2 separate regions of the Homo sapiens genome follow, and region 2 is linked to region 1. Evidence: chromatin loops called from intact Hi-C (ENCODE). Cell type or tissue: psoas muscle. All regions are shown on one strand. Each heading gives the region's core, and the rest is flanking DNA. Links, peaks and the distances in the headings are about the cores only.

Evidence for each region. A loop is a pair of places that touch in the nucleus more often than their neighbours do. Peaks named below come from ENCODE experiments on the same cell type or tissue, not always from the same donor. Only the 100,000 strongest peaks of a DNase experiment are listed, where the experiment ranks them.
Region 2: it touches region 1 in a loop (2.1-fold over the local background); 3 of 110 quality-filtered maps call a loop at or near these places.

What each region holds. Positions count from the first base shown.
Region 1 is chr3:66,809,080-66,821,692 of GRCh38, reverse strand. All of the region lies in intron 2 of LOC105377144 (a long non-coding RNA gene), which reads left to right. Among named protein-coding and RNA genes, the nearest start is that of KBTBD8, 180 kb to the left of the region's middle. In psoas muscle, for the core only: a CTCF peak has its summit at 5,342 (motif pointing right); no DNase peak of the experiment used is centred there.
Region 2 is chr3:66,687,133-66,699,745 of GRCh38, reverse strand. No RefSeq gene overlaps it. Among named protein-coding and RNA genes, the nearest start is that of LRIG1, 190 kb to the right of the region's middle. RefSeq lists an enhancer at 4,710-4,879. In psoas muscle, for the core only: no CTCF peak of the experiment used is centred there; a DNase peak (open chromatin) is centred at 6,005; H3K4me3 peaks cover 1,307 bases; H3K27ac peaks cover 3,058 bases.

The DNA.
Region 1 (12,613 bases), core at 2,119-10,118:
TTTTGTTCCATTTTGTTTTGTTTGACACGGAATTTCACTCTTATTGCCCAGGCTGGAGTACAATGGCTCAATCTCGGCTCACTGCAACCTCCGCATCCCGGGTTCAAGTGATTCTCCTGCCTGAGTCTCCCAAGTAGCTGGGATTACAGGCATGTGCCACTATGCACAGCTAATTTTTGTATTTTTAGTAGAGATGGGGTTTCTCCATGTTGGTCAGGCTGGTCTCGAACTCCCAACCTCAGGTGATCCTCCCACCTCGGCTTCCCAAAGTGCTGGGATTACAGGTGTGAGCCACCGTGCCTGGCCTCTAATTGTTATTGTGACATATTTTCTTCTGGCTTTACAATTTATTTTTGTAACTGAGGCCTTAGACCCTAGGTGCTAAGACGGTGCAGGTCATTTTTGTGTAGAAAGTTACACTAATGTTGACAATTCACTTGCACTTGACAATTCACTTTTTGGCCAAAGAGGAAATAAAAAGAAAGTATATTGGTGTGCAATATACTAGCTTTGGAAAATGAGAACAGTTTAAGGATCTGGTTAGAATTTACAGGTCTCCCAACCTAAAACTCACTGTTATTCCTATTATTGCAGTTTCATTGGAGCAGAAAATTTAACCCAATGACCAGGAAACTGAAGAGACTCCGTAGCCTGAGAAGGGAATTATTCAAAGGAAAAAGGTCCTAACTTACGTGTTGAAACTCTGTTCAAAACTTCTAAGGGAAAGAATAGGCCATATAGGAACATTCCTGATATTGGTCATTTGTATTTCTGAAACTCTTCACAGTAAACCATCTCGGCGTACGTTGTTACTTTGAATTTTCACAGCAACCCTGAGAAACTGGCTTGAGGGCAGTTATTATTCTTTACAAATAAGGAAATTCTAGATGTCAGGCTCACAGTCACCCAAATAACTGGCAGAATCAGCCCTCAAGTCCAGACCTTCTGAATTTGAAAGTTCACTGCTTTTTTTTGTATTCTTGCTGCTACTTTCTAAGAAGCAGAAAACAGGCTCATTTGATTGTGAGACCTTTCAAGGTAACTATACTTGCAGGCAAATAGTGTCTTCACAATAAAGCTGCCTACTTCTTTGCAAGAGATTTCACAAAAAAAGGGCTTTTTCTACTCATGCTTACTGTCAGTGGTGAGACATAAAACTGAAAATGTCTTAAAGGACTAAGTTAGCATTTTGATGCTGTGAGCCTTTTAAATACCCCATTGTCTCTGAAGAGAAGGACAATCAGCCTTTGTACTGCCAGGGCATTTTTCATCCATCCCGGATCCCTGGAAGGCCCCATTCCTCAGAAGGGCTGTTGTCTTTTTCCTGCCACAACATCAGTGCAACATATCTCACATTTAAGACGGCAGCCTACTCAGTCCCCATTCATAGATTCCTCTGGAAATTAATGTCTGCTACCTCCACCCCCTCAAAAAGAAAAAAAAAAAAAAAAGCTCTGGCTTTGTCAAAAGAGTTATTGGAAATAGAACTTGTGAAAAACCCTTACTATGCAATGGGAACTCAGACAATAATGTTTTGTAACAGTTCTGTTTGATGTGTACTGACGGGAATTAATCATTTTAGTTAACAGAATTGCTCTTTGTTATGTAAACTTTGTAAAGTCCACCTCATATGACCTCTTGCATTTGGGGAATCCAGTGTTCAAAACTGTCATCTTTCTGTGGACAGCAGTATTCCTGTGGCAACTTATGGGACTACATTACTACTTGAATTCAAAATCTGTCCCGCTGCTGTGTTGGATGCCAAGCTAAGCAAAGATGAAAATACGGTAAAATATGTACACACACAAGTCCCATTCCCCAAGAATTGATTAAGTGGAATGAGTATTTGTTTTCCCATTTCACCTTTTCATAAATAGCCAGCCTGTATCAAAAATGACCACAACCCTAAAAATACACCATTTCTAGATTAACACACTTCTGTTCACTTTAGATCTCTGTCTCTCTAAATGTATAAAATGAATAAATTTAGTCCCTTGGAGAACATAAATAGTTTGTCCTGGGATTGTGTGCTTTTAGATTGGATATTTAGGTAGGTTCCCACCAAAATCACCATCTCCCCAGTCCCTCTAAAGGTGGAATTCTCTCCTCATACGGTTTCCCTAACCTCTCTGATATGGCTTGAGCCAGCTCTTCCCATCTTAGCTAGTAGATTTGTATTCTATAAAACAGCCCCACCGCCATCATCACAAAGACCATCATCAGACTGTTAGAATCCATTTTTCAGTCTCTTTGTGCCCATGAGAATCTAGAATGACTTAACTAACAACCAAGATTGATCAAGACTCCTTGAACTAGAGCTAGACTCTGTCTCCTAGGTTGTTAACCTCCTACAGTTGGCTGTGAAGTAGTCAGTCCTTATATTTACCAAAAGTGTGTAGCTGATAAGCCCATTGTTAGCCCCAAATTGTTTATCTGCAAGTGCAACGGACATATCAATACATCAACATAACATACAGAGAAAGAAAGCAGGTGTCAGACTAAAAAAGATCTGAGGTTGCATTCTTCTTCTGCTACTTACATATGACCTGTGTGATATTGCAAAGAAATGTCTCAGGACTTATTTCTCTCTTGTATAGTAAGAACGACACATGGTAGAAATTGAACTAACACATACTAAAGTAGAACTTAACACATGGAGCATAGTAGGTGTTCAATAAATGACAGCTGCTATAATTACTATTGTTATAGTCTCTACTATGACTCCTTTCTGTTATTAAAATAAAGTCAATTTTCCACGTGGTTTTCAAGAGAAAATTAGGAAACCATCCCAGGAAATAGATCATTATTCTTTTTAAATTCTAGCTTCTTTTTTTTTTTTCCTTTTCTACCCCAGGTTTTCAGATATGTAAATCTTTAAACCCACTGTGGAATGCTCATTGACATCAATAAGGACACATGATAATGTAATCATGTGTTCTTGATTCAGCTGGTTTTTGAAAGAAAAGGATAACATAATGGAAAATTACAAAAGCAAAGCCCTTAGCCCCTAATACCCCTTTCTTTGAGGTGACAGAAAAAGCCCTTACTGGTTTCACACAAACTTTATCTGCCATCTAAGTGAAACGAGATTAAAGTTCTCATCTATGCATTTAGCACAACTGATAATTTTGTGAATGCAAAAAATCTAGTGGGAGCGTGCTATTTGTCAAGCACGACGGTTGCCTTGTAACCCTACCTGGGTCTTCAGTGATCCCGCAACCTTATCAGAAGCTGATGAGAAATACAGGGCCCTTGTTCACAACCTGCAGGGGGATACTGTGGCTCCTCCGAATAAAGGTAATGACAGGCATAGTCATTTGAATACTTATCTACCAAGGTATCTGCCAGCCCATCAAATGTTCGCTGGTAAACAGTTAATCTGAACTGGTGGATTCCTGCAGACAGGGAGCAATTGAGGTCCCCTTGCCAGAGAGGGAGAGAAGAATTTGTCTGATTCAGAATGTAGATGCTGGGCCTGCTGGCTGCTGAATAGCCTCCCATTAAAGAGCACAGAAGCTTTTGCATTGGTATCGAAAGCTTGGGCATGTGGGCACTGAGCCCAGCCGGGGCCTGAGGTATCTTCCTGCAAGGGCATCTGAGACCAGGCTAAGCCACCAAAGCTGGATCCCAGGCTTCCTAGGAGGAGACCTCCTTCTGCTCTTGCAAAGGAAACCTTTGGCACAGATGTTATTTAGTTTTTCTAACTCCGTTGACTACAACAATGTAAAAACAGACGTATTTGAAACACACATTTGGAGAAAAAAAATATGGAGTTTATTCTGTTTTTATTTATCTTTACAAGATGTGTTAATTTAATACAGGGAAAGGGAAAACAAATGGTCTATAATCTTACTGCCCAATAATTTCTCTTGGCATCACTTTTGGAACTTTTTTCCCAGCTTAACACGTGCAGAAATATGTACAAATCAAAAGCATAGAGCTTGATGAATTTTCACACACTAAACACACCTTTGTTGCTGGTACAAGCTCCCAGATCAAGAGAAAACATCATCAACCCTCCTCCAAGTCTCCTTGGTGGAGACTTCTTCTAGGCATGACCCACATCCAAGGGCAATCTTGAGCTGAACTTCTCGCAGCATAGATTAGTTTTGCCTTGGCATTTTTTCCTTAATTGACACAAATAATACAGTTCTGTGTAATCAGAGGAACTTAGAAATACAGAAATACAAACTTGAAAGCAAAGCCCTCCCTTTCTTCTTACCTCCTTGTCCCTCAATGCAACTTCCATTAATAGACTTTTTGTTTCTGTTTTATTTTTGCCTTTTTTCAGGGAAATGTGTATGCTGTTTGCTAACATTATTATGTTTTCTTCTTTTTCTCCTCCTGCCCTCCTCTTCCCTCTCCTTCCCCTTCCTCCTCCTCCTCCTTCTTGTTCTTTTACTTTACACACAGCACATCATATATATGTATTGTCCTATTAGTTGCTTACCTTATTTGTACCATTTTTTCCTCATCAAAGGCTATTTGTACAGATCGTATACTAGTCTGATAATAATACTTCAGTAGGGAGTTTGGGAGACAAGGAGGAGGGACATTTCATGTTTTATAACCAAAATAAATTATGTTCTTGAATAGTAGAAAGAAGAAAATTTTTTAAAGATACCTTTTTGTCTCCTTCTGTAAAAAGGCAAACAGTGGCTCACACCTGTAATCTCAGTACTTCAGGAGGCTGAGGTGGGAGGATTGCTTGAGGCCAGGGTTTGAGACCAGCCTGGACAATGCAGCAAGACCTCATCTCTACAAAAAAAATTTAAAAATTAGCTAGGCGTGGTGGTGCACACCTGTAGCCCCAGCTACTTGGGAAGCTGAAGTGAGAGGATGGCTTGAGGCTGCAATGTGCTACTATCACCCTACTGCTCTCCAGCCTGGGCAACAGAGCAAGATCCTGTTTCAAAAAAAAAAAAAGTAAACTAAGTTCCCTGTGGCAATTCCTTTCTCTTCTCCAGATTTCTGGGTTCCTCTATAACAGACATGAGAAAAGAAAGCCCCCTCAAACCATGCAATGGACCCTCTGTGCTCAGACCCCAGGAAACTCAGCCCCATCAGGGGTAATCCTGCAACAACTCTAGAAAAGCCCATTCCTGAACTATGGTGTTAGTTGGTCTAATATTTCATTATTATTTAATATTTTCTTTGCTATCAGGATGAAAAATGAAAGCCTTTCTTTCCAAAACAAAATACCTAGAGATCACCTAAGTTTCCTTCAGTGAGCTGGTTTAACTCTGTTTTTCTTTGGCAGAGGAAATTGCCGTCCTAGAGAGGCATTTTTCAGTATTGCAGACTTAAAGCCTGCAACTTAATTTTAATTAAAATATATTTTTTTCCAGTAGGTGGCACTAGTGTGTTTAGCTAGAGTTAATATGTGCCCATTGAGGGGAATTGTGCAGTTCAAAGTAGCAGCACTTAGCACTTATCAACACGTTCCCCCTACACTCCTAGAGGCTGTCTTGACTTCTCAGCACTTCGAATGAGATTGCAAGATACCCAGACAAGCATTTCAGAAACTGGCCCTTGACTTGTGGCTAATGAAAAATAGATTACAGAAAGGGGAGAATGGATCGCCACTGAAGAATATTCCCTTTGCCCTTTAGTTCATTTAAGGAAATATAATATCTGAAATTTAAAGTCCGGAATTGACATTTTCCTTGTACATACAACTAAACACCGATGAAACAGTAAAAGACTAGCAGGCCTAAAAGTCAGCTACTTAACACGAACATCCAAAGACAGCCATGCACTTTGCTTCTGTTTCAGATTTTCCATTTGTGAGAAAAACGTAATAGTGTCTTTCCCCAAAGAATCATTGTATTTGATGATGTCTCAAGAGAAGACATCAAGAATGCACTCCATTCAAGGTCAATTTATATAATGCTGTCCAAAAGACTTTAGCCTTCACCACCTTTCAGCAATATTGTAAAGGGAAAATTAGAGCTACTCTGTGCATCACAGAGTCTGGGAGAATATAAGACGATACGCTGTGTGGGTGCTTGAATTGTGTTGAGTACGATCCCAGTTTCTTCCCTTTTCTGACTGTATCACCATGGAAGAGTCATCTAAACTCTTTGCTTATTATCCATCTGAAAAATGGAATTCAATATAATAACTTCTATTATTATTATTATTATTATTATTTTGAGATGGAGTCTTGCTCTGTCACCCAGGCTAGAGTTCAGTGGCATGATGTCGGCTCACTGCAGCCTCTGCCTCCTGGGTCCAAGCAGTTCTCCTGCCTCAGCCTCCTATGTAGCTGGGATTACAGGCACCTGCCACCGTGCCCGGCTAATTTTTGTATTTTTAGTAGAGACAGGGTTACACCGTCTTGGCCAGAGTGGTCTCAAACTCCTGACCTCATGGTCCACTCGCCTCGGCCTCCCAAAATGCTGGGATTACAGGCATGAGCCACCGCGCCCAGCCTCCTTTTGTTATTAAGAGTAAAACAAAAAGCCAGGTCTTTACAAAGCGTCAGGCTTGAGTTGTGGATACGGTGTTGTTTTTTCATAGATATAATATTGTGAAATATATATCTGGTCTTCGCCCAGTTTTCTGTCCTGTAGCTCCTAAAATCCTTGGACTCTCCAGAGTGATGAGCGTCTTTTGTATGCTAATGAGATGACTGGCAGCCTGGGGCTTGCTGGGTAGCTTCAGGATGGGGGCTGGTCATCAGGAAGAACAAGCCACCCTTAGAGGGTCAGCCCCACCCCCCAATCTCCAGGGAGAGAAAAGGGCTGAAGGTTAAATTGTCCAGTGGTTTAATCAATCCTGACTATGTAATGAAGTCTCCTTAAAAACCCAAAAGGACAGGGTTCAGAGAGCTTCTGGATAGCTAATACCTGGGAATTCCTAAAAAGTGGCTCGCCGTGGGAGGGGATGAAAACTCCATGCCCCTTCCGGTATGCCTTGACCTATGCGTCTCTTCATCTATATCCTTTGTGAAATCTGTTATAATAAACCAATACATCTAAGTGTTTTCCTGAGTTCTGTAAGCTGCTCTAGCAAATTAATGGAATCCATAGATAGGGTAATGGGAACACTGACTGATAGCCAATTGGTCAGAGGTTATCACAGGTAAAAACAACTTGGGGTTTGCCATTGGCACGGAAGTTGGGGGCAGTCTTGTGGACTGAGCCCTCAACCAATGGGATCTGATGCTGTCTCCAGGTAGATAGTGTCAGAATTGAATTGAATTGGAGAACATCCCACTGGTGTCTACAAGAGATTTCCCACAGAGTCCACTGGAGAACTAATTGGTTCTGGTGGGGAGAACACATTTTGGTGACCAGAGATGAAGTCTTGTGTGTTGGCTATGTGAGAGTAGAGAAAATACTTTGGTGGGATTGTTTTTCTCCAATATCTCTTTAAAATACTGGTTTTTTATATTTGATGTATTTCATAATCAAACATTAAATCATTAATTTTTTTTTCTTTTTTTTTTGAGACAGAGTCTCGCTCTGTCGCCCAGGCTGGAGTTCAGTGGCATGATCTCGGCTCACTGCAAACTCCGCCACCCGGGTTCACACCATTCTTCTGCCTCAGCCTCCTGAGTAGCTGGGACTACAGGTGCCCACCACCTCGCCTGGCTAATTTTTTGTATTTTTAGTAGAGACGGGGTTTCACTGTGTTAGCCAGGATGGTCTCGATCTCCTGACCTCATGATCCGCCTGCCTCGGCCTCCCAAAGTGCTGGGATTACAGGCGTGAGCCACCACGCCGGGCCAATTTTTTTTTTTTTTTTGAGATGAAGTTTCTCTCTTGTCCCCCAGGCTGGAGTGGAATGGCGTGATCTTGGCTTACTGCAACCTCCACCTCCCAGGTTCAACCTCCCAGGTTCTCCTGCCTCAGTCTCACAAGTAGCTGGGATTACAAGCATGCACCACCATGCCCAGCTAATTTTTATATTTTTAGTAGAGATGAGGTTTCATCATGTTGGCCAGGCTGGTCTCGAACTTTTGACTTCAAGTGATCCACCCGCCTTAGCCTCCCAAAGTTCTGGGATGACAGGCATGAGCCACCGCACCTGGCCAATCATTAATTTTTAATAAGCATCACGGGAAGACAATATAGAAATCACTGAAAAGACCCTATATGAATTCAAAGTAACTTTATGAAACTTTTATTCATAAAAGTGACACCTGATAATTATAAGAAATTTGGGAAATGATGAAGTGGAAGATGGGGTGGGGGGAATCACTCACCATAGGAGAGATATACACAGTTACCATAACCTTGAATACTTTTGGGAATTGTGAGTAGCATTTTTCAGAACAGTGCTTGTGAGGGTGTAGCAAATACAGAAAAATAAGGCTGCTTTAGATTGCTGAAGCCCAGGACAAGCCCTGCACCTTATCGATTCACTTAAATCGTTGAGAATGTTGCATGAGGCAGAAGATTCAAGTAGATGGCTTCTAAGATCTTCTCCAAAACTAAAATTTTGTCATGTTATACTTCCATTCAACAAGTATGTATTGGGCACCTACTACATGGAAGACACTGTGCTGGTAATAGCCTATATACCAGTGAGCAAGTGGCAGGAAGAGAGGCATTAAATAATGCATCAGATAATTCATAATTGGTTATAATGTAGTCAGTGAGGTTATTGTGAGATTGTTGTGATAGACAAGGTGTCCTATCTGGTAGAGGGAACAAGGCAGCTGAGCTTTGAACACTACAGGAGAATCAACTAGATAAATGGAGGAAGGTGAAATGAAGGAGAGAAATGGTCTGTGCAAAGGCCCTGTGGCAGGAAAGCGATCCATATTCTCTGAGAACAGACCACAGAGATTAGAGTGATGATGGGTACAGGGTATGTCACAGATGACACTAGAGAGTTATCAGGAGCTCTTTGGATTGTAAGTGGACTCCTTAGACTAACACTTTGGCTTTTATTCAAAATAAAGTGAGAGTCCATTGAGGAGTTTTAAGTAGGGAGTGCCTGCTGTTCAGATCGGGCTTCCCTGATGAGTCTGAATTAGATGGTGACAGAGTGACTATATGTGGAGACCGAGAGTCTGCTGAAATAATTCAGACAAGAAGTCACAGTGGCAGAAGTGGATGTGGAGAATGGTATTTAAAATAACATCACTAGGACTGGGTGCAATTGAATATATGTAGAGGGGGATGGCTGTAGAAAGGATGACTTCCAGGCCAAACGTATTAAATCTGGTTGTTCATGTGTAAAGTTTCAGGAATGTGACTTTGTAAAGTCAAGAAACACATATTAAGCCCTTGTTATAATTCAGGCCCTATTTTAGGCACAGAAAATACTACAGTGAACAAAGCAAATTCCCATAGCACCTATGAAACCACATTATGACAAAACTTAGACCAGATGTCAGTGAACTACAGTCAGGGCCAAACTTGGCCTGCTGCCTGTTTTTGTAAGTAAAGTTTTATTGGAACACAGCCATGCCCATTCATTCACATATTGTTTATGACTACTTTCTCCTGGAAATGTCAGAGTTAAGAAGTTGCAGTGGAGACTGCATGACCCACAAAGACGAAAGCATTTACTGTCTGGACCTTTACAGACAGTTTGTGAACCTTTAACTTAGATAATCTACATGTTAATCTTATCTTTCACTCTGATTTCCTGCTAACTTGGGAAAACTGGGTAACCTCTCTGACTCAATTTTCCTAGATGTAAAATAGAGCTAGTAATAGCTATGTTATTTGTCCATGTGAACAAATTGAGAAAATATCAGTGAGGGCTTTGGAATATAAAAAACTAACATGCTAGGCTGGGTGCGATGGCTCACACCTGTAATTCTGGCACTTTGGGAGGCCGAGGTGGGTGGATCACGAGGTCAGAAGATCGAGACCATCCCGGCTAACACGGTGAAACCCTGTCTCTACTAAAAATACAAAAAATTAGCCGGGCGTGGTGGCAGGCACCTGCAGTCCCAGCTACTCGGGAGGCTAAGGCAGGAGAATGGTGTGAACCCGGGAAGCAGAGCTTGCAGTGAGCCGAGATCTCGCCACTGTACTCCAGCCTGGGCCACACAGCGAGACTCCGCCTCAAAAAAAAAAAAAGTAACATGCTAATAGATGGTGTCAAGGTATATTATGAGAGTATGCTATTTTGATTTTAATCTTCCTTTTTTCTAGCATTTGAGGCCCTCAACCTACTTTTCCAACCTGATACTGCTCCACCTTCTAAAAGTATTTTCTACAGCAGCCAAGCTGAAAACTGTCTCAAGTGTAGGCCCTCATTTATACTGTTCCCTTTTCTCTCGCCTCCCCTTCCTTAAGTTTACTAAAATCCTGCCCTACCATGGTCTTTCATAAGTGTCACCTTCTTAATGAAGACTTTCCAAATGGACTCACCCAGATGCCTCTCCTTTGTTCATATACACTTCGTACTAAGTCTGTCTGTCCCTTTCTTAACTGCCTATCCCCATTCTGTTATGGCATTGTACTATTTGTCTTGTTCTGACTTATGAGATAGGAGAGAAGATGAGCATCGAAACTTGCTCTTATCTATAGTCCTATAGTGCTTAGCGCAATGTCTTGTCCTAGCAGAAGCTTTGAGTTGCAAGTAGGGACTTGAAAACACAATCCAAACCACAAAGATAAGTCATTGACTGAAATCAAATATATACCTAATCATGATTTGGAGTTTTAAATTGCAATCCTAGGACTGGTTCCTCCATAGGAAGGCTATGCAGAAATAGAGGCTTCCCAGCAACCTAAAGACAAATAACAACAGTGTCTTCAAAAGATTCTTCATGTGAATACAGAGATGACAACCTGATGATCTACAAGTTTATTTCGGCCTCCAGAGCTCTTCTTTTTCTCTAGAACTGTATAGACCCATGAAGGGATATATATATATATATATATATATATATATATATATATATATATATATATATATATTTTTTTTTTTTTTTTTTTTAAGTTACCAGCATTTTAAAATGGGAAGATTTCGTACAAAAATCTAGATTTCTGACTTCTTTTAGAAGAAGCCTGGGTTCCCACGTGGCAACTATCTATAGTAGCATAGTAGTGACTGCTCTCTGTATATGAAGTATATGATCTCCAACTTGCCACAGTCCCCACCAATCCCTGTTGTATGTCTGATGTTGTAGCTCCAACACAGTAGCTATTTATCTTTGTGCTTGCTCTGTTTATGTCAGTCTGTTTTCAAAAATAGAATTGAAAGAAAAATTTTTACCCATATTTTTAATAAAAATATAAAACTAAAAATAGTCTGAGAAGCAGCTGGTAACATATAATTAAGCTTGTGGATTCAAAAGTCAGACTATCTGGACCCAAATCTGGTAGCCTCTTCTAGTTGAGTTGCCAGATAAAATATAGAAAACACAGTTAAATATGAATTTCAGATAAATAATGAATAATTTTTAGTATAATTGTATCTCATGTATTTTTATTTGCCAAATCTGAGAACCCTACTTCTACTTACTATGTGACATCAGGCAAATGAGTTAGCCTCTCTGTGTCTCAGTTTCCTCATAAGTAAACTGGGGATAATAAAGGAACATTGTGAGTATAAAATAAATATTAACTACTATCATTGTTAATTTATTTAAGAAATAATAGCAGACAGAATATTCTCTTGGGACAGTGAAGAACATGTCTTTATATTTGATAAAGTGTGTCTTATCCTAAAATATACAACTGAAGATGTTGCATTTGAGTAGCAGCTGCTCTAGACAAATCTTGAAAATCTCAGTGGCCTCATGCTGAAGATTTATTTCTACTTTATGTAATGTGGACTATAGGTCAAAGGCCAGATAGCTCTCTCTTATATGGAAGATGTGGCCTCCAAAGTCACTACAGCAGAGGAAGGAGATGGAGAAGGCAGGCCCCCTGTTAGCAACCTTGACCTGAAAGTGATACGAGAAGCTTCCCCTAACAGCCCATTGGCCAGAACTAGTCACATGGTCCTAAGCTAACTGCAACGGAGACTGGGAAATACAGGGGAGCATATAGATTGGTGAACAGTAACCACTTATCTGCCTGGCTGCTATAGACAACTCGACTTTTAACTCCAGTGTATGCAACGGATTCAAAATCAGAAGACCCTCCTTGTTCTGCTCTTTCTCAAGCAAGAGAAATATAGCCAAAGGATTTTTCTTTCCCTGGGAGGTTCGTTTACTCCCCAACCACTGGAGAAACAAAGAGATTTCTTTTTTTCTTCCTGTCAGGAGCAGGAAGTTGTTCTAAGTTCAGTTGATTATATTGTTGACTTAGAAACTTTGAAACAGAATCCAAAGTCAAACAAGAGAAAAGGGAAGCGGGAAATTAAAGTTTTCTGATTAAGGGCCCACGGATATCACAAGCAGTAAGGTCTTTCCAATTTGTAGCACATATGCCAGATCTCATTTTTCATTTTGGATTTGGAGCTTCCTAAACCCTGATTCTTCCAGCATTTGCAGAGTAATTCTCAGAAGATAGACAAAAGCCTGCACAGGTCCAATCACTGGGGTGAATCCAGGTGTTTGCCTGGAATGGAATTTCACCAAAAGGAATTCAGTCTGCAGCTTTGCTTTCAGGAGAATGACACATGGATCAATACAGCAGCCAGCACCAGGCTCACTGGCTGGTCCCGGGTTGAAGGCCAATGCCATCTGCCA
Region 2 (12,613 bases), core at 2,061-10,060, 120 kb after region 1:
ACTTACAACTAATAGAATGCTAAGTGGTACAAAGGATTCTAACCTGAACTGAGAGAGTCAAAGAATGCTTCCCGGAGGAGGTGACTCATGAACTAAAGCATAAAAGATAGTACACATTATGCAATGGAAGCAGAAGTGATAAAGGAGGGTGCAAAGACTTGGAGGAGAGAATGTGGCAAATTTAAGAACTCAAAATAGGTAACTATCACTGGAGCACAGAAAATTGCATATGTACCAGCAAGAGAGAAGGCCAAAGAAGCCCATGGGAGGAATGGGGTGGTGGGGGCAAATCATACATGTCTTTGTAAGTCCTGTTTAGAAAATTTACCCATTTTCTTAAGAACATTAGGAATATTGTTAAAGCCTTTTTCATTCTCCAGGTCAAAAGTAATCACTGCTTTTACACACCCAGATTGCATTGCTGATAGTTTGCTGTTATTTCAGCTTATTAGGGATTACAGTTTGTCATTCAACTATCTGTTTCCTCCAGTAGACTGGAAGATCTTGGGGGTCAGACTATGTCTGATCTTATTTATTTTATTTTATTTTATTTTTATTTTATTTTGTTTTGAGATGAGGTCTCACTCTGTGACTCAGGCTTAAGTGCAATGGCATGATCTTGGCTCACTGCAATCTCCGCCTCCCAGGTTCAAGCGATTCTCCTGCCTCAGTCTCCTGAGTAGCTGGGATTACAGGCATGCGCCACCATGCCCAGCTAATCCTGGCCTTAGGTGATCCACCCACTTCTGCATCCCAAAGTGCTTGGATTACAGGCATAAGCCACTGCTCCCAGACATCTTATCTCATTTAGATCAACCATCTCCAACATATCTTAATCAAGGTTTGTTGAATTGAATTACCCATCCCATTACAGTATACAAAACCTGAACCATTTAATGTGTTTTACCTTCATGGATCATTTTTAATACCACATGAAGCCTGGAGAGGTAAAGAGAGGGGTCCAAGCTTCATGCAGCTTGTTAAGACAGAACCATAAGGATTAAAAATAGGTTTTAAGTCTCTTGGTCCGAAAATGCTTTCTGCTACATCATACAGTTTCATCCCACAGCAGGTATTTCCATCACTAAAATGTGTGTACTTTTGTTCATTAGCAGTGAGGTGCCAATGAGATTTAAAAAAATTTTTTTCATGTAGACATTTCCAGAAGCTTCTGTTTGTAGTGGTGGAAACATCCACTCACATTTTCTTTTCTTGGGGAGAATCTGATTGGCCCTTTGGAGTTAGCAGATGTAAGGCAAGTAAAGCCTCTTTGTAATGGCTTAAGACTAGCATTCCCCCATGTCTCCTGTTCTGTAAAGCTCCTAGAATACTAATGGAGTAGGGGATAAATTTCTGTAGGAACTGTATTAGGGCAACTACCTACCTGCCATAGCAGATAAATCTGAACATCTCAGTGGCTCAAGTCAATTGTTCTATTTCTCACTCACATAAAAATTAATGTTCAGGAGGACAGCATCAGAGATCCAAGCTCTATCTTGGATCCACCATGCCCTGTGGCTTTTGCCAGATCCTCTCAGTCTCGTAGACTCAAAGAAAAGAATTTTCACCATGGACATCACTTCTGCCCACATTACCTTGAGTAGGACTGTCACAGAGACATTTCTCTGCATGTGAGGATGGGAAAGGTAGTCAGTCCACCTTGGGTGCAGAAAGTTAGCGAAATGGTTTTGGTAGACAAGTAGTCATCTCTGACTTAAGGATCAATGGGAATCTTGGGAAAAAGCAGTGATACCTCTTACCTTCTGAGGTTCTGCTTTATATAGTATTTCTGATAGACTAGGATGGATCAGATGAGGCCAGGGAGCACAGGAGAAATTTCACCATAACTTGCTCGTTGATTCACCTCAAAGCAGGATTATGTTTTCCACGGAGGGGTAGGTTAGTTCTGAACATGATATGTGGCTGCAAGTTAGCAATCCCTCCTTATCCAAACATTGTCTTGGAGTAAGAATGTGTGAGTGCCCACATATTAAAAGAGCTGTATATTAAAGAATTACATATATTATTGGGAGCCCATACCCCAATATGAAGTGACCTATCCTTCATTCAATCCTTCAGCAAAGCCTACTAAGTACCTACCATGTGCCCAGAACATTCTAGGTGCTGGGGATACTGTTGTTCCCTACTCCCACAGGGCTTAGCTTCTAGAGAAGGAGAGACAGGATAAATAACAAATAAATATAGTTTCAACTAGTCATAAGTACCATGAAGGAAACAGGGTTAGGAGATAGAAAGTGACCAGGAAAGAAGGGTCTAGCGCTCTTCTAGTTTGTGTAGAATAGATTATGATGAATTTAACCAAGGGAGAGAAAGCCTTTATTTCCCTATTTCTTTTTTATTTATTTATTTATTTATTTATTTATTTGAGATGGAGTCTCGCTCTGTCGCTCAGGCTGGAGTGCAATGGCGCAATCTCAGCTCACTGCAACCTGTGCCTCCCTGGTTCAAGTGATTCTCCTGCCTCAACCTCCTGAGTAGCTGGGACTACAGGGGCGTGCCACCACACCCAGCTAATTTTTGTATTTTTAGTAGAGATGGGGTTTCACCATGTTTGTCCAGGATGGTCTTGATTTCTTGACCTCATGATCCGCCCACCTCAGCATCCCAAAGTGCTGGGATTACAGGCGTGAGCCACTGCACCCGGCCTATTTCCCCATTTCTAAGACCAAGCAAGATTGCTACTGGGCCAGCAATGGATACCTGGAAAATTTTTCTCTGTGGTCCAAGACTACCCCACATTTCTGGACCTTTGCTCTCAAGAGCCATACTATGTGGCAGCAATAACAACAGTAGCACAACATGAGCATCACGGATAGATCAATGATATTTTCCAAGATCTTCTTTGTAGAGGACAGTACTCACTTATGCCAGTGAACACCCCTGGGATTCTCAGACTTTGCATAGGAGGTAGAACTCCTTAGAAATAGGAGGAGAAATGATGAGAGATGGGGAGTTAAAATCGTACAATTTGATGAATAAGAGAAATGTTGCTTTAGATGAAGGAAGACGTAGCAATTCTACCTTCATTCCACAATGATTCACTAAACACTTTCTGTGGATCAGATACTGTGTTAAGACCTGGAGATAAGGTGAACAAATGCAGCACAGCCCCTGACTTGACACATTTTAGTTTAAAGGAAAACTGAGAGTTTGTGACAGAAAGTCAAAGCTACCCGTGCGCAATTTTTTGTGCTCTATGTACAAACCACTTTGCCCATTTCCATAAAGTGGGGTATAAAGGTGAAGCCTTGTGTGCATCTTTGTCTTTTCATGAATACATGAGGACATTTTTCTTCCCCGCTCACTCCTCCCAGAAGGGGCACTGGCTTTCTGTTCCTACTAATGATTCTGCAGGCGCCTCCCTCTTCTTGGGGAAATTCAGACTCCTTCTGTTTTGTGACCAGGCAGCTCTGTGGGTCCCACAGTGTGATATACTAACCTTATCCTGGGCTCCAGCTGCAACATGCATCCTCTGATCCTGACCCTCCCAGATCACACCGGGGTTGCCAGAAACCACTGGTCCCCATTGTGTGTCATTCCCCCAAAGTTAACTTTGTCATTCCACAAATGCTGCCAGAGGCCATGTCTGAAGACTATGCTGAAACAGCTCATCCAGAAGGAATATTCGGTCAATTCTTTGTCAGAAAGCCAAGAAATAAGACATTTATTTGATCGAATTCATGGAAACGTTGGTCTGTTTGATTTTTAGCAGAATTTCGTCTGGTTAGCTCATGTATATAGGCACAGTTCTTATGTCCTAGGATTACAGAGCCCATGGTGTCAAAAGCCACCACAACAAAAATGTATCTGTTTCCTCTCCCAAGATTTTCATCCTATCTCCATAACCATCCTGGAAAGCACTTGAGGGAAAGAACTATGCCATATTTTCCATTGCACAGAGTAGGTGTTGAATATTTGTGTCAGGCAGGGTCTTGCCAAGAAAGAGATGGCCTACTCACACTGAATAAGTTGAGAGTTTCACTATCCCTAGGCCTGAAAAGACATGAGAAGGAAGTGGAACTGAGACAGGGAAGGCGATAGAAACGGGAGAGAGAGTGAGAGAGAGAGAGAGAGAGAGAGAGAGAGATATTTTACCCACCATGTCCCAAATCCATAGAGAAAGAGATGAGAAAAATCCCCGACCTCACTGTCCACCTCCCCTCCGATCATCTTCCTGGGTTCCCCAGTGGCTGAAATCCCCTGGAAGCCAGAGGGCACAGGAGCCTGTTGAAGTGACCCATATGTGTCAGCCTCTCAGGACACGGAAAAATCTAAAAGGATGGAAAGTAGAACAAGCAAGAAAGACAGACAGAAGATATCCAGCCCAGTACTGTTTTTTGTTAGTTTCAGGTTTTCTTTTCTTTTCTTTTTTCTTTTTTTTTTTTTTTTTTTTTTTTGAGACAGGGTCTCACTGTGTCCCTTAGGCTGGAGTGCAGTGGTGTAATCTTGGCTCACTGCAACCTCCACCTCCCAGGCTCAAGTGATGCTCCCACCTCAGCCTCCTGAGTAGCCAGAACTACAGACGTACGCTACCATGCCCGGCTAATTTTTGTCTTTTTGTAGAGACGGGGTTCTGCCATGTTGCCCAGGCGCGTGTGTGTGTGTGCGCGCGCGCGTGTGTGTCGTTTAGATTGGATCTCACTCTATTACCCAGGCTGGTCTCAAACTCCTGGACTCAAGCAATCCTCCTGCCTCAGCCTCCCAAAGTGCTGGGATTATAGGTGTGAGTTATTCCACCTGGCCCCTACACTGTTTTAACCTATTTCCAGAAAAGGTTGATTGTATGCCCTTTCTGTGTCTGTGTCTTACTTTCCAAGTTAAGGAGTCATGTGGAATCACAGAGGCTTGAGCTTAGGAGAACTCTGAAAGCACCAACCCCTCTAGGATGCATAAAGCTTCTCTCAAGTATCCTCAGCAAGTGGCCCTCCAGCCTCCTTTCGAATGCCTCTGTTGATAGGGACATCACTACATATGAAGGCATTTGAGGGCACTTCTAATTAGAAGCCTTCACAAACCAGCTCCCTTGAATTTCCTAGTTTTATTCCTGGAGGTCACCAAAACAATTCCAAATCTCCAACTCCCCTTCACAAGCATGCTTGAGCCTGAAAACTTTCCATTTTGTGCATGGATAATCACTTTCTTAACAGGAAGGAGAGGAGAGGCTACAAAGCAAATAAAAGCCAATTTCCCAAGCAAAGATAGAAAAGAACCCAAGGTGTGAGGAGGAAACCACTTCTCTCCTCGCATCCCACCACAAACGCATCAAAAACACTCAGAACATGGATGCGCACGGTGGCTTACGCCTGTAATCCCAGCACTTTGGGAGGCCGAGGCGAGTGGATCACGAGGTCAGGAGATTAAGACCATCCTGGCTAACAAGGTGAAACCTCGTCTCTACTAAAAAAAAAACAAAATTAGCTGGGCGCGGTGGCGGCCGCCTGTAGTCCCAGATACTTGGGAGGCTGAGGTAGGAGAATGGGGTGAACCCGGAAGGCGCAGCTTGCAGTCAGCCGAGATGGTGCCACTGCACTCCAGCCTGGGTGACAGGCTCAAAAAAAAAAAAAAGAAAAAAGAAAAAAAACAACCTCAGAACATCCTAAAAATGAAAATGCAATGAGGAAATCCCTGAGAACTAGAGCTGGGACCCTGAAGAAAGATTTACTTATGTTTCAAAGCCACATGCTTTAGATTCAGAAGCTGACCCCGCTCCCCTCAGCAACACAAAAGAAACCAAGAGCCATGATGAGCAACAGCTAGTGTAATTAACTAAAACCTAGCGGCTAAAAATACTCTTTGCCCAGGCAGAGGACCACACCATCTTTTTTAAATCCCAGCCTGCAGAAAGCACTCCGCGTGAAAAGAGCCAGGTCATTTGCACGAATCAGTGTAAAACATAGACAGTAGTGTATTTGTTAGGCTGGTAACACATGAGAAATGGAGGAGAGATTTGTTTTCTGTAGCAGTAGACAGAGCATGCCAGCTGGCAGCGTGCCTGAAACAAATAACCAAGACACAACTAGATCTGTGTGAAACGGTGAGAAAGTTTAGAGTCAGTGGGGCAAGGAAGAGCTGGGGCTGGGGTACACTGAAGAACACCACGGACAAGCAGAGAGGACAGGGAGAAGGTTTGCAAACTCTCTTAGTGGTAAATTCACCGTGCAGGGAGAGTCACGTACAGATTAGTTTGCCAGTTCCCATCTCCCACCTGTTCTCAGCTGTCACCACATCAGCATTCCAGTTCCAGCCCTGGATCATGAGCCTCTTTCCTCTTCACTGCTTTTGAGAGTTGAAATTAAATTTGGTTGATTCCATTTCCTATGCTTCTATTTGGCAGTGGCAGACCTAGAAATACCAGAGTAGGAATATCAAGAAGTAGGTTTCAGTTGTTTCCCTGCTGTTTACTGTATAAACTCAAATGCCACAGCAACCTTCCAGAGAGGAGTTTTTTTTAGTCTAGTTATTTTTTTATCGGATAAATAGTTCTGAATTTACATTCAGTAAAATTCACTTTTTGTTTTTGCTGTACAGTTACTTCTGGGTTTTCCTAACTACCATGATGAACATGCGGAACCGTTGTCACCTCAGAACTTTCCTTTGTGCTAAAGATTTGTAGGCAGGCCTTCTCTCAGCCCAGCCCTGACCCTTGGAAACCTCTGATAGAGATTTTCTTCTTCTAAAATGTCATAGGAATGAAATCATAGAGTATAACCTTTTGAGTCTGTATTAGCCACATTTCACAAATAAGACATAACAAGCGCGGAGAAGTTTGGTAACTTGCCCAGGGCCATACAGCTAGAAAAGCAGAGCAAAAACTTAAGTGCGAGCCCACTGATTCCAAATCTTATCCTTTCACCCTAGTGCTAAGCAGAAACTCTGCCTGGCCTGAGTTTCCTCGTCTCCCTCATCCACATGTGAAAAAGGGGCCAGTGAAATCGTGAGTGCAGAACAACTTCAGGAAGTGCAAAGCCCTTTGTGCGAGGTGCATATTGCTCATTGTTTCTTCCAGTCTTTGTTGCCAGCCAACCATTTTGCAGGAAAACATTGTGCCTTCCAAATTGCCCTTCTGAACATGGTGGTGCACCTTTGAACCTGGCCGTAATCAGTCTGTTTAGAGAAATACACACACACACACACACACACACACACATACACACACACTCACCTTCTGCTAATGCAAGAAGTATCTCAGGAGGTTAAGGACCTGTCTGGACTGGAAAGATGAAGCACTGTTTTCCACAAAGTGGCAAAGCCACAGACTTATTTAATGGGATTTGAGGTTGTGCAGGGGTGTTTTGGTCATTGGAAGGGATTTTTCTATTCTCAGGACATAAAAGTAACTGCTATGAAATACAATTTTGACTTCACTATTTTGTCATAAGAAGTAAACATCATCTGCTGGCCTGATGGCTTGAAAGCCTGTCTCTAAACAGCTTCTGCCAAAGGCTTTGAAATGTTTGCTTTCAGACTGGATTCAACCACCAGGATATTTAGAGACACACATGTCATAGCCCCAAGAAGCAGATCCCTCTCTTGGTGAAGATAAATCTGCAAAGCTGTAGCTTTCTGGAAGCCACACAAATATGGATTTGGTCCCTTCCTCCACCCCTGCTCCCCATAAATGTTATGGAAAGCAAATGTCTGGCTGGGCGCGGTAGTTCACGCCTGTAATCTCAGCACTTTGGGAGGCTGAGGCCGGCAGATCACGAGGTCAGGAATTTAAGACCAGCCTGGCCAACATGGTGAAACCCCATCTCTACTAAAAATACAAAAATTATCCAGGCATGGTAGTGTGTGCCTGTAATCCCAGCTACTCAGGAGGCTGAGGCAGGGGAATCGCTTGAACCCAGGAGGCAGAGGTTGTGGTGAGCCGAGATTGGGCCTCCGTACTTCAGCCTGGGCAACAGAGTGAGACTCCGTCTCAAAAAAAAAAAAAGAGAAAAAGCAAATGTCTGCTGTTCTCTGTTGCTACTGTACATGGTGCAGTTTTAGAATTAGGCCCAGTGAAGGCTGGGGCAGGGCCTCAGAGCTCTTGCTCCACTCCAGTGCTGTCCAATGGGTGTATAATGCAAGCCACAGATGTAGTTTTCAATTTTTTTAGTAGCTGTGTTTTAAAAAGTAAAGGAAAAATTGTCATTTATGTTAATAATATATTTTATTTAAACCAGTATATCCAAAATATGTAATCAGTATACCATGATTAATGAAATGTTTTCATTTTTAAAATATTAAGTATTCAAAATCCAGCGCATCCCAACCAATCACATTTAAGGTGCTGTATGACACATAATCAGTGACTACTGTATTCAATAGCGCAACTCCAGGGGTAGAGGTAAATTCAAACCCCAATGGGGCTTCTTCATAGTAGTGTGACCTTGGACAAGTTACTTAAGCTCTCTGAACCTTGGTCTTCTCATCCAAAAAATGATAATGATGTCTACCCACAGAGGGGATGTGAGGATTAAATCAGTTAATCCAAGGAAAGTGACTGGCACATATTAGTGGTCAGTGAATGTGAGTTGTTCATAGAAGCATAATTATTATTGTTTTTACTGGCATCGTTATGACTGTTAACATTGCTACTGAGAAAGTCAGAGCTCATCTGGTCTATTGTCGGTTATCTCATGGAAATGGAAACTGGAATCAGATTCGCTACCTCCAAGGTACTAGGGGATTGGGAAAAGAAAACCAAAGGAATAAATCGTATTTTTACAACCGTTAAAAATTTAAAAATCCTTCCTCCATATTATTTCTTTAATAGTCAAAATTAACTTGGAATGTAGAAACTGTTTTGTCTTCTTTATGGTTAAGAAAAGTAAGAATCAGAAAAGTTAGGTAAGGTCTTCAGGCCAAGCACGGTGTTGCACACCTGTAATCCCAGCACTTTGGGAGGCCGAGACAGGTGGATCACTTGAGGTCAGGAGTTTGAGACCAGCCTGGCCAACATGGCGAAACCCCATCTCTACTAAAAATACAAAAATTAGCCAGGCATTGTGGTGCATGCCTGTAGTACCAGCTACTCAGGAGGCAAAGCAGGAGAATCACTTAGGCCTGGGAGGCGGAGGTTGCAGTGAGCTGAGACTGCACCACTGCACTCCAGCCTGGGTGACAGAGTGAGACTCTGCCTCAAAAAAAAAAAAAAAGAAAAGAAAAGTTAGGTAAGGTGTTCAAAGTAATTCACCCAGGCCAGGAGAGCCTGGACTTATATACAAGGCTATCATCTGCAATGCTGTTTCTCTGAGAACGTTCTCTAAACCTTCAGAGCCTGCCTGGCTGGAGTCCCGCAGACCTACATCAGAATGCTGGGTATTCTGCTCATTGTGCGTCCCAGGCGAGTTACCTGACCTTTCTGTGCCTTGCTTTCCTCATCAGTAAGGTGGTAATAATATGTGCTGTGTGGGGAGTTGGGAAGACTAAAGTGAAATGTGGTAGGTTTGCAGAGCGAGTAGCAGGGTGTGTCACAAATAGTGAACATCTACTATATGTTGGTTACCTAAACCAACACTCCTCACTGTACTCTTAAGGCATTTGTTGAGTTGATTGGATTGTTGGTGTGAGCTTTAGATAGAGACTGTCAATGGCCAGTGTTTTAAGGCTGCACTTACTTAGATCAGAAAATCTCTGAAGGTTGAGGGTGAATCCTGGCATCATGCCTTTGATGAATGTTGATTGATTTCAATGAGCACATCTGGCCTCACATGTGTTTCTTTTGCCATGAAGCTTTCCTCATCCCACAAGATCACGTAAAGAGGCCTCATCTTGAAGCCATCACTGCCATTCGGCTAGCAGACGTTATACTTAGCTCTTTAGGGAAGGCATAACGAGAAAAAAATTACTGAACATCAAGAGAAGTGTGGCCTAAAGTCTTGGCAGGGTACACATGGCTCCTTTCCATGGTACAGTTGAGGAGAATTTCACAAAAGTGTAGAGTTGTTTATAAAAATGTGGGTTGGGTTAAGGGAAACCAGCAATAGGTGGGTCGGAACGTTGTGCTTAGCTACAGAAGGGCTGTATCACCCCAAGCTCGAAGGGGAAAGGGGACGAAACCAGGAAGTTCCTGGAACTGGAGAGGATAGCTCTAGCTGTACTTGAGGGCTGCCTCACAGGAGTTGTGGCCTTCAGGAGAAAGACACCACCAAACTGCAGAGGAAGGAGCAAGGGAAATGAGCACTGCGGGCGTCGCTCTCACATTTCTTGACAATGCCTCTAATTGACTGCATTTAATGGAAAGTCAGAGGGCGAGGGAGCCCGCTGATGGAGTCTATGCCCAGAGCTGGTAAGGAATTATGGAGAGTGGATCTGGAGGGGCAAAAGGAAAATATCCAACACTAAAACACCATTTGGTTTGGGTCTCAGAGCCTTTCCTCAGTAACTGACGATCCAGCTCCTAATCTTGGGTGGTGTTTTGGAAGGGAGCATAATCAACCTGTTGCCCTTCAAGTTCTGCCCTCCTAAAAGCTAATGTGCTCACTAACCCACAAAGTCCTCTTCCTTTCCAAAGTCTGATGGAGGTGGGCATGGTATTTTAAGGTGAACAAGAGGAAAAATGTATTTCACAGAAACTGAAGTGTTGGTCAAAATGTCTTACTCCCAGGATCTGATTTTTTGAAGCTCTGCCTGATTATTGCAAGTCCTTAAGGTAAGGAAGGTGTTAAATATGAATAAAGAAGCAGCCCCAACAGAAGCAGCACTAAGGACCTATACAGCTGCATCTTTGTTTGTAAGCATGATAAGACCCTGAGAAACCAAAACAGCCCATAGATTCAGTGCTTTTAATGAGCAAGGTTAGAAAAGGAAAAGATGGGGAGGACTTGGTCCTTTGCCATATTGTAACCCTAACAGAATAAGTTCTTTTTTTTCACATATTTCAATTGACTGAATACAAACAACATGCTTGGCTGTAATGTCAAGAACATTCAGTTTAGTAGAAGTTGAGATTTTTGGTAATCTCTAGTTTTAAAATGGGAAACCTCTCTTCAAAAGGAACATGTTCACTGATTTACTTACTGCTTCTCTCTTAAAAATTTTTGCTGATTATATATCTAATGCCCTTTGTGGAAAATTTGAAATCACATACACACACACACACACACACACACACACACACTATAAACAATGAAATATCAGGTATCTTTTATTCTGACAAATATATCTGCTGATAACTTTTTAGTAAATCTCTGTGTATGTTTGGTATGTATGACTATTTTCCTTTAATCTTGATACATTTGGTGTTGTACTATAATTGTTCTGCTTCCTCTCAGCCTCTAATAATCTAGAAGAATAGTTCTTAATATGGGACATATATTATAATCAATTATAGATTTTATTTTTTAAAATAACTTAAAACTAAAATAGAACAAGCCTTCCCCTGGAAATGATAGTTCAATAAATACGAGGTGGATCTTGAGAATTTTTAGATATTTTAAAGCTCTTCTCATGATTTTAATATGCATCCTCAGTTGTGAATCAGTATATTCTCTTTTTTTTTTTTTTTTTTGAGACAGTCTCGCTCTGTCGCCCAGGCTGGAGTGCAGTGGCACTATCTAGGCTCACTGCAAGCTCTGCCTCCCAGATTCACGCCATTCTCCTGCCTCAGCCTCCCAAGTAGTTGGGGCTACAGGCACCCGCCACCATGCCCGGCTAATTTTTTGTATTTTTGGTAGAGACAGGGTTTCACCATGTTAGCCAGGATGGTCTCGATCTCTTCATCTGGTGATCCACCCGCCTTGGTCTCCCAAAGTGCTGGGATTACAGGCGTGAACCACTGCACCTGGCCATGAATTAGTATATTCTAATGGAAAAAAATAGCAGTGGATTCCCTTTAACATATATATAAACATTTTCATTTTTAACATAGGATCTTTTTTATTATGTGTTTTCCTACAACAAAATAATTATTTTTATATTGTGGTAAAATACACATAACATAAAAATTTACCGTTTTAACCCTTTTAAGCATACAGCTTAGAGGCATTAAGAATGTTCAAAAATGTTGTGTAACTGTCACCACTATTTCTAGAACTTTTTCATCATTTCAAACAGAAACTCTGTGTCCATTCAACAATGACACCATGTTTTTCCCATATCCCAAGCCCCTGGAGAAAAATAATATCATTTCAAATTGCCTGCAAAATATTCCTTATACAAATATACAATTATTTACTGAACTGTCATTATAACTTTGGACAATTAAGTTGTCTTAGATTTTTTTTTTCCTAAGGCTACAGCAAACATCTGTGAGTGTGTGTTTGTCTGTGTGTGTGTGTCTGTGTGTTTCTATTTGGTTCTTCTTTATATCTTCTATTTTTATGCTGAAATCTCCTTTTTTCATTTGTTTCAAATGTATGTGCAATTGTTTGTTGGATCATTCATATAGTAGTTGCAGTAAAGTTTTTATTACAGAATTCTAAACATTCATATAAAATATATAATTATGTATTATATGTATATATATACATGTATCTATGTATATATATGTGTCTGTATACATACATACATGATCACTAGCCATTCTAAAATCACATGTACTCATCACTCAGGTTCAACGTAATTATTTCATTTAAGTTTTATATTTTTAAAAAACAGCATGATTTTT